2 separate regions of the Homo sapiens genome follow, and region 1 is linked to region 2. Evidence: chromatin contacts called from ENCODE POLR2A ChIA-PET data. All regions are on one chromosome and are shown on one strand. Each heading gives the region's core, a stretch centred on a gene start or an enhancer-like site at or near the end of the contact. The rest is flanking DNA. Distances are from core to core; before and after follow the strand shown.

Region 1 (5,058 bases), core at 1,553-4,052, about 11 Mb after region 2:
TGAATACACCAAAAATCACTGAATTGTACACTTTGAATGGATGAATTGTATGCTATTATGAATTATATTTCAATAAAACTGTTAACAAAAATGGGGAGAAAATGGCTAGGTGTGGTGGCTCATGCCTGTAATCCCAGTGGTTTGGGAGGGCAAGGAGGGAGTATCACTGGAGCCCAGGAATCAAAAACCAGCCTGGGTAACATAGGGAGATCCCCCATCTCTACAAACAATTAAAAAAAAATTAGCTGGGCATGGTGGTGTGTTCCTGTGGTCCCAACTACTCAGGAGGATGAGGTGGGAGGATCACCCAAACTACTCAGGAGGTTGAGCCTGGGAGGTTGAGGCTGCAGTGAGCTGTGATCACACCACTGCACTCCAGCCTGGGCAACAGAGCAAGACTCTGTCTCTAAAAAATAAAAGGAAAAAAACCAAAATGCAAATTAGACCATTTTAGCATTCTCTCTCTCTCTCTTTTTTTTTTTTTTTTTTGAGACAGAGTCTCACTCTGTTGCCCAGGCTGGAGTGCAGTGGCACAACCTTGGCTCACTGCAACCTCCACCTCCTGGGTTCAAGCGATTCTCCTGCCTCACCCTCTGGAGTAGCTGGGACTACAGGCACCTGCCACCCTGCCACCACACCTGACTAATTTTTGTATTTTTAGTAAAGGTGGGCCAGGCTGGTCTTGAACTCCTGACTTCAAATGATCCACCCACCTCGGCCTCCCAAAGTGCTGGGATTACAGGCGTGAGCCATCACGCCTGGCCCATTTTAGCATTCTCTTAAGGATGGCTTGTTGCACTTTGAATAAATTCGAAATGGGTTAAAAAGCAATGGCCAGGGGCAGTGGCTCATGCCTGTAATCCCAGCACTTTGGGAGGCCGAGGCAGGCAGATCACTAGGTCAGGAGTTCCAGAACAGCCTGGCCAACATGGCAAAACCCTGTCTCTACTAAAAATGCAAAAATTAGCTGGGCGCAGTGGCACATGCCTGTAGTCCCAGCTGCTGGGGAGGCTGAGGCAGGAGAATCGCTTGAACCCAGGAGGCAGAGGTTGCAGTGAGCCGAGAACATGCCACTGCGCTCCAGCCTGGGTGACAGAGTGAGACTCCGTCTCAGCAAAAAAAAAAAAGAGAATGTTTTCCAAGGCTTCTTATAAGATGTCAGTGAATCTTCATAGTCTGAGTTGAGACCTTCTAAAACAAGCTTAAGGTATGCTGATTTGCATACCTTTGACAAGGTTTAACTGACATATAATTTATAAATATCCACAGGAATTTTTAATGTTCCATCATATCATTTCTCAATACTGGATGTTCATTATTTTATACTTTTGCTACTTTAAATACCAAGAAGCCTTTTCACAGGAAGAATAAAATCTCCATTATCCTCCAGAGTGTAGGTAACAAAATATAAAATTAAACCAGATATACGTTTGACAAACTAACACTGAAAATCACCAATATTCATAATGACATTACATTAACAGTTATCATAAAGTCTATAAAGTTTATCCTTAGATTTATAAAAAAATGCAGATTGTCTCAAGGTAAAAAATATAGTAAGTGCTTTTTGCTAAAAAGCTCTTTGTTGAATTAGGATGTGTTATAATGATCAAGACACCAGACAATACTAAATGTTACCCAAACTACAACACAACACACTTTGAACATAATTTAAGCCTAAATTATTCTGCACCAGCAGGATTCTTTTTAGTGCCTGGCAGTATAAAGCTTTATAAAAGCTTTATAAAAGCTTTTTTCTTAAAGGTATTTAAGAAAAAAGACACAAAGTGTGAATAACAAGTTATGTGAAAAAATTAATACCAATGAAGATTAGCAGAGAGAAGTGAGGAAGGTGACCATCTCTCCATTCTGATAAGATGCCATCTCTACACATTACATTCTTTTCAAGAAGTAGAACTTAAGATTTAGGTAAAGAAAACTGGAAAAACCAGCCTGAATGTGAATATCTAGTGTTAAAGCAACTTCCTAGAATGAGTGAATAAAGTTAAGAACATATATAGTTTTCTACTGGAAAGTAAGAGTTTTTGAAGGCTTTCTTTTCTGCAAGGTTTGTAGTGTGACTGTTTTCCTACAAACTCATTGAATTCAGAGCTAAACAGTGGAATTACAAGCATAGCTCAAGAGGAACCCAGTCTGTTTCTGTTGTAGCAACCTAAGATTTCTGTTATGTTGTTGAATCTGTGGTTGCTTCCTCAATGACCATTTCAAATGACTCTGTCCTCTCATCTGCTCAAAGCAGGAAGTCAAATCAGGTTTTCCTTTTTCATCAGAAGCATCACCACACTTTCTGTTTGCGTTGATGAGATGGTACAGCATAGTGACATATCCACAGAAATCCTGCAAATCCACTTTGCTCCTTAATATTTTCAATGCTTTATGGGCACCCATACGACACAAGCAAACCCTCCTTGTGGTTTTATTTTATCAAATGGAAAAGATTTCTCTCATCCCATCATTCAACATTGTAAGCACATGTGAAGCATGAATTACTTCAAGGATCATAACTCCAAGACATAATAATAATATAGCAAGAATAACAATGGTGAAATATATCTTGACAGTTTTTGAGATCTTGTACCTTTGGAAAGTAAAAGAAACGGGGATATGACTTCTGGGGATGACTTCTGGATAACTGGTCTAATATGCTGAGGAGCTCTACTCTGATGGATTTGGATTCATTGGTGAGAGGAGCCATGAAACAAGCAATATACAATTCTTGTTTAGAACTCTGCTGCAAGTCACAGGTTCCAAATCAAGAAGGCTTTCACAGTGTAAGATACTGAGAAGAAAACCACAGTTGGGTTGTTTTGGTTGTGTGACCACATCACTGAGACACAGACACAGTGTTGTGCTTTTCAGAGTAAGTGCCTGATCAAAATTTCTCTCTATTCTGTACTTCTTTTTCACCAGTGTTTTGAACGTTTTGTAGGTCTTTAAAAAAGTTGTCCAGATGCTCATATGAAAATTTGCAAACTTTTGGTGAAAGATTTCCCATCATTAAACCAGCAAGAGTAGCCAGGCATGGTGGCTAGCACCTGTAATCCCAATGACTTGGGCAGCTGAGGTGGGAGGATCACTTGAGTCCAGAAATTCAAGACCAGCCTAGGCAACAAAGCGAGCCCCTGTCTCTATAAAAAATTTTAAAATTAGCTGGGCCTGGTGGCAGGTGCCTGTAGTCCCAGCTACTTGAGAGGCTGAGGCAGGAAAATTGCTTGGGCCCAGGAGTCTGGAGGCTGCAGTGAACCGTGATCACGCCACTGCACTCCAGCCTGGGTAACAGTGATACCCTGTCTTAAAAAAAAAATCTGTTTACAGACTGAAGCAACCCTCCCGCCTTAGCCTCCTAAAGTGCTGGGATTACAGGCATGAGCCACCACTCCCAGCCTAAAGTAAACTTTTATTGAAGTAAAACACATATAAAACAGTGCACAAATCCTAAGTATACAGCATGAATAACTTTTATAAAGCAAACATCCCTGTATAATGAGCACACATGAGGAAACATTACTAACACCCAGAAGTGATCCTTTGTGTCTACCATCAGTCACTATTCACCCAAAGAATAACCAGTATCCTGATTTTTAACACCAAATATTTGTTTTACCTGTTCTTAAACATTATATAAATGGAATGATACTATATGTACTATTTTGTATCTTTCACTCAACGCTATGTGAGATTCATCCAAGTTACATAAAATTGTAGTTCTTTAATTTTCATTCAAAAATAGGCAGAGGCCTTAAATAGACATTTCTCCAAAGAAGATATGCAGATGGCCAATAACCACACGAAAAGAGCCATAGCATCACTAATCATTAATCAAAATCACAATGAGAGACCACCTTACACCCATTAGGATGGCTACTATCAAAAACCAGAAAATAAGTGTTGAAGAGGATGTGGAGAAACAAACCCTTATACACTGCAGCTGGGAATGAGAATGGTCCAGCTGCTATGGAAAACAGTATGATGGTCCCTCAAAAAATTAAATATAGAATTACCCATACCAAGTGATTCCATGATTCCACTTTGCACTTTGGGTATATACCTAAAAAAATGGAAAGGAGGTTTCTTTTTTTTTTTTTTTTTTTTGAGACAGAGTCACGCTCTGTCGCCCAGCTGGAGTGCAGTGGTGCGATCTCAGCTCACTGTGAGCTCCACCTCCTGGGTTCAAGCAATCAAGCGATTTTCCTGCCTCAGTCTCCCCAGTAGATCTTTAAGTCTGCAACCCAGACATACTGACAGCTGACAATCCCTTGGATGTACCTTGAATGTTTTTATCTTGTTTCTGGGCCTTTGCACGAACCATTCCCTTTGCCTAGGATGACTTTCACTTCACTTTCTTTACCTGCATAACACCTACTTGACCTTTAGGTGTCTTCCTCCAAGAAGCTTCCTGGCCCCCCAACCACGTCAGATGTCCCTTATCTGTGTACCTGCTCTTGGGTGCTTTGTATACATCTCTATTTGTAGCTTTGATCACCCAGTATGGTGACTGATGGTTTGCAGTTTGTCTTTCCTGCCCCACCATCCTCCACCCCAGTGAGCTCCTTGAGGACAGGACTGGTCTTGTTCACCCCAGCACCTAACATAACATATGGCTTACAATGTATGTACAATGAATATTTTCATTCATGTAGCACACTGTGCTTTTCAAAGTGCCCTGAAACAAACTCATCTACAGAGCTATAATAATATTTCCTTACTTAACATTCATTCCTTCTGAATAAAATATTCTTTTAAAAAATATTACCATTACTTAGAACATTTATGTGAATTATCCATTATGTCACAAATGGGACTGAGTCAGGACTCTAACTATCTTATTTCTGCCTGACGTAGTAGAAGAGTTTGAGAAAAAGCAGATTTCTTTTGAATCACTTGACTGGAGGTGGTGTCTCTAGGAGTGTGGTGGGGAAATGGATGCACAGAACTTAGAAACTGGCCTCAGCTGGTAATCTGACCTTCTCATGAATTCACATCCCTGGTTTCCTGGAAGCATAAATTGAGGCCAGCGTTGAAAAGGTGTTCACACCG
Region 2 (4,649 bases), core at 1,551-4,050:
CAGCACACTACAGCCTTGAGTTCCTGGCCTCAAGCAATACCCCGGTAGGCAATCTCCGCCTCCCGGGTTCAAGCGATTCTCCTGCCTCAGCCTCCAAGTAGCTGGGATTACAGGCGTGCACCACCACGCCCGGCTAATTTTTTGTATTTTTAGTAGAAACGGGGTTAGCCAGGCTGGTCTCGAACTTGTGACCTCAGGTGATCCACCTGCCTCGGCCTCCCAAAGTGCTGGCATTAGAGGCGTGAGCCACTGCACCCGGCCAGGCACCACCACTCTTGAGGGCAGAGGCTGGCATCTTGTTGCATTTGCACAAGGAAGCTGTGGGTACTGCTTCCTCACTGTCTTGTTTCCATACTCCCCAATCTTTTCATGACCCATCCCCATTCCTACATTTAATCACACACATCTCAGAGTGCTAGGGCTTTATTACAAATGGAGTTGACTGCTAGAGAGGCCCTTCTCCAATCTTTCTTCTGTACCTTCTTCCCTCCCAAAGACATCCCTCTAGGGGAGGTCAGTAGGCCATTAGGTAGGAGGAAATCTGGAGAGTGAAAAGGGGCCTTGCTTTTGTCAAAGTCCTCTGAAACAACCACTGAGTCTGAAGGCTGGCTCCAGTTGAGAATCTTCTAGTGGAAGAGGTTTAGCTCTCATCTTCAAGGTCCTTCATTTCTACATCCTGGGGGGCTTTTGTCTTCTTTTGCCTTTTGAGCTGTGGTTCACTAGTCCTGGCTGGCTTTGAAGGGGCTTCCACTGAGTAAAGGGAAGAAGGAAGTATTATCCCAAATAAATCCAGGATTCCCCTCACCCACCTCTGTCCCAGCCTCACCTTCCATGGCTGTCTTCTCTTTCTGGGCAAGCCGGATCTGCTGGAGGAGTTTTCTGCGCTTCTTCCCTGACAGTGTAATGTTGGCACGTGCACTGGACCTGATGGGTAAGTGGAAATAAAGAGAGCTAGGTTAACCTGAACCAACTGAGGTCACACAAATAGTTCTGGCTATAGAAAAAGTATTAAATAGGCTGGGCGCAGTGGCTCACGCCTGTAATCCCAGCACTTTGGGAGGCCGAGGCGGCTGGATCACGAGGTCAGGAGATCGAGACCACGGTGAAACCCTGTCTCTACTAAAAATACAAAACATTAGCTGGGCGCAGTGGCGGGCGCCTGTAGTCCCAGCTACTCGGGAGGCTGCGGCAGGAGAATGGCGTGAACCCAGAAGGCGGAGCTTGCAGTGAGCCGAGATCGCGCCACTGCACTCCAGCCTGGGCGACAAAGCGAGACTCCGTCTCAAAAAAAAAAAAAAAAGGAAAAGTATTAAATAAATATAATATAAATAGTAATAGAAACCCTAAATATTTACATTGAAGAAGCTAATGAAAGGACATAGATCGGGGGCGGTGGCTTATGCCTGTAATCCCAACACTTTGGGAGGCTGAGGTGGGCGGATCACCTGAGGTCAGGAGTTCAAGACCAGCCTGGCCAACATGGTGAAACCCCGTCTCTACTAAAAATACAAAAATTAGCCGGGTGCAGTGGGGAGCACCTGTAATCCCAGCTACTCGGGAGGCTGAGGCAAGAGAATAGCTTAAACCCAGGAGGCAGGGGTTGCAGTGAGCCGAGATCATGCCACTTCACTCCAGCCTGGGCAACAGAGGGAGACTCTGTCTCAAAAAAGAGGAAAAAAAAAAAAAAAAAAAAAAAGGACACAGAAAGTAATTAATGGGATGGGAACTCTTCCTCAAGACACAGGAGGCCTTGAAACTTACAAGTGAAATCCTATGAGTGCCTTTGGGAAAATTCTTCGAGTTTTATGCGCCTATGTGTGCACTTTTCTGTATGTAAAAATAAGTTTACTTATAAAAATCTGTGTGAATGTATAACATTACTTGGAGAATGGAGAGCCAACAGATTTCCTGATATTCTTTTTTTTTTTTTTTTTTTTTTGAGACGGAGTCTCACTCTGTGGCCCAGGCTGGAGTGCAGTGGCGTGATCTCGGCTCACTGCAACCTCCGCCTCCCAGGTTCAAGCAATTCTCCTGCCTCAGCCTCCCGTGTAGCTGGGACTACAGGTGCCGGCCACAACGCCTGGCTAATTTTTGTATTTTTAGCAAAAACGGGGTTTCACCATGTTGGTCAGGCTGGTCTCGAACTCCCGACCTCAGGTGATCCGCCCACCTCAGCCCCCCAAAGTGCTGGGATTACAGGTATGAGCCACCATCCCCGGCTTTCCTGAGATTCTTAACAGAATCCAAAACCCAAAGAAAGGTTGTCTGCTACAGGTATTGTGAGAGGCTATCAGAGCTTAGGAACTAACAGCCGACAGACATTCCCCGCATAAGCGTCAGTGCACAAGGTGAGCTGAGAGGTGAAGCTGCTCCGGAGCTCTGCAGGGAGGAAGGAAGACTCGGTGGGGACGACCAACAGGAAGAGGGTCTAGTACTTACGCCCGCTTCTTGAGGTGGTGCCGCGTGATCAGCCCTTGGTCTATCACAGCCCCGACCACCCGGTGCCTCAGACGCCGCTCCCGATTCAACACCCGCCGGCGTTTGAACAGCTTCTTCTTCAGCTCCTGCCGGGGAGAAAGATGCGAATCAGATGGAGTGGGCTCGCCGCGACCCGGGGCCCCTCCACCAGGCAGCCCCGGCCCCTCACTGATCCCATCTCGTGCGAGATAAAAGGGCTCAGGAACGCTTGAGGAAACAAAGTCGCGGCCCCCACACAGTCACCGTTCGGGGCCGGTTGATCTTTCCCCCCGGAGCTCCCATAGTCGCGATTCCACTCCAGTTCACGGTCCGTACTTCCGCTCAGCGCCGGATCCGCGGGGCTCCGCCCCGGCCTTCCGCGGGCCAATCGCAACTCGGGGGCGGGTCCTCGGGCTATATAAAGGAGCTCCGCGGTGCGGGAGGCCTTTCGGAGGGTGGTGAGCTAGTAAGTGTGGTTTTAGCTGTAGTAGCCAGATTGGGCGGCCGGGAGTGGTGGGGGTGCCGGGTGGAAGGCTCTGGGCGGGGTCTCAGGACCCTCCTTTTCTTGGCGGGGATCGGGCTTGTGGTGCCGCTCCCCGTAATGTACGGAGGAAGAGGGAAAGGGCTCTGGCCCCCTCGGCGTCATGTCTTCGGTGCTGGCGGCTTCCCATCCGCTGGTTCTATCCTCAAACGCCGGGACACCGGGAATCTCGGAGAAGGACAACCGAGATCCAGCTGGCTCCTCCATCGGGGTGCTCACACTTTCTCATTTGATTTCAGGTCTGCGGACGCTGTATACCCTCCTCCACTTCCCGCTGCAGCCAATAAAGGCCGTTCCTACCATAGTCTGTGTCCGCGTTCTTTTTTCCGGGACTGCAGAGTTCGGGGAAGCTGTACGCCGCCTTTCGCTACGCGGAATTTGCAGATCTTCCCCTGGACCTCAGGCCTCTCCGGCTGGAGTAGGGTGGACGCTTCACATAAGCTTCTCTGGTCGAACTTACCCGAATCTCCAGATGGCCGCGCTGCGTCGAATGCTCCACTTGCCGAGCCTGATGATGGGGACGTGCCGCCCCTTTGCGGGTAGGGAGGTGGGGGCAGAGTGGAGAGGGCAAGGTGGGGGCAGAGTGGGGAGGGTAAGGTGGGTTCCTCGTGAGTCAGGAGTGTAGTCCCTGAAATTGTGATTCTCAAACCCTACGGTGGGCCGTGCGTGGTGGCTCACGGCTGTAATGCTAACACTTTGCCAGGCCGAGGCGGGCAGATCGCTTGGCCCAGGAGTTCGAGACCAACCTAGGGCAACATAGCGAGACCCTGTCTACAAAAAAAATTAACCGGGCACGATGGCGCCTATAGTCCTAGCTACTCAGGAGGCTGAGGTGGAGGCTTCAGTGAGCCATCATTGTGCTACTGTACTCAACCCTGGGTCACAGAGTGAGACCCTGTCTCAAAAAAAAAAAAGACGCCAGTGTGTATATACGACGTTTTTGCAGTGGCGACATAGACCAAGTGACACCCTCCAACCGTGCCCACAGGCTCACTGGCTGATAGTTGCCTGGCGGACCGCTGTCTCTGGGATCGGCTGCATGCCCAGCCTCGTTTGGGCACTGTCCCCACCTTCGACTGGTTCTTTGGATACGACGAAGTCCAGGGGCTCCTACTGCCATTGCTGCAGGAGGCACAGGCTGCCAGTCCTCTGCGAGTGCTGGATGTGGGCTGTGGGACTTCCAGCCTATGTACAGGCCTCTACACCAAATCTCCACACCCAGTGGATGTGCTGGGGGTGGACTTTTCTCCTGTGGCTGTGGCCCACATGAATAGCCTCCTGGAGGGTGGCCCAGGCCAAACACCTCTATGCCCTGGACACCCTGCCTCAAGCCTCCACTTCATGCACGCCGATGCTCAGAACCTGGGGGCTGTGGCTTCTTCAGGCTCTTTCCAACTACTGCTGGACAAAGGCACATGGGATGCTGTTGCCCGGGGAGGTCTGCCTAGGGCTTACCAGCTTCTATCAGAATGCTTGAGGGTTCTAAACCCTCAGGGGACCCTGATTCAGTTCTCAGATGAGGACCCTGATGTGCGACTGCCCTGCCTGGAACAAGGGTCCTATGGCTGGACTGTGACTGTGCAGGAGCTAGGCCCGTTCAGGGGCATCACCTACTTTGCTTACTTGATTCAAGGCTCTCATTAAAGACATT

Evidence for each region. ChIA-PET counts read pairs that join two places held with the same protein, here RNA polymerase II (POLR2A).
Region 1: POLR2A ChIA-PET joins it to region 2 with 12 read pairs in activated naive CD4-positive, alpha-beta T cell. The contact joins the enhancer-like site here to the promoter of C11orf98 in region 2. POLR2A ChIA-PET finds 5 or more read pairs at or near these places in 2 of 52 experiments (GM12878 and activated naive CD4-positive, alpha-beta T cell).

Annotation. Positions count from the first base shown.
Region 1 is chr11:73,993,154-73,998,211 of GRCh38, forward strand. It overlaps the pseudogene LOC100421622. Among named protein-coding and RNA genes, the nearest start is that of UCP2, 13 kb to the left of the region's middle. Within about 2 kb of position 2,803, at least 8 of the 41 ENCODE cell types and tissues checked have a DNase peak (open chromatin) inside an H3K27ac peak, as active enhancers do; they include GM12878, where a contact is called at or near this core.
Region 2 is chr11:62,662,410-62,667,058 of GRCh38, forward strand. C11orf98 (chromosome 11 open reading frame 98) reads right to left here and starts at 2,801. Exons shown (of 4, transcript NM_001286086.2): 1 at 2,722-2,801; 2 at 2,440-2,564; 3 at 827-924; 4 at 408-750. The coding sequence starts at 2,760. The coding sequence ends at 641. LBHD1 (LBH domain containing 1) reads right to left here. Exons shown (of 7, transcript NM_024099.5): 5 at 2,440-2,564; 6 at 827-924; 7 at 408-750. The coding sequence ends at 720. It overlaps CSKMT (citrate synthase lysine methyltransferase), which reads left to right and starts at 2,903. Exons shown (of 3, transcript NM_001043229.2): 1 at 2,903-2,923; 2 at 3,238-3,537; 3 at 3,987-4,649. The coding sequence starts at 3,471. The coding sequence ends at 4,642. It overlaps SNORA57 (small nucleolar RNA, H/ACA box 57), which reads left to right and starts at 3,013; the gene lies at 3,013-3,161. RefSeq lists enhancers at 3,021-3,250, 3,921-4,030, 4,081-4,130, 4,151-4,250.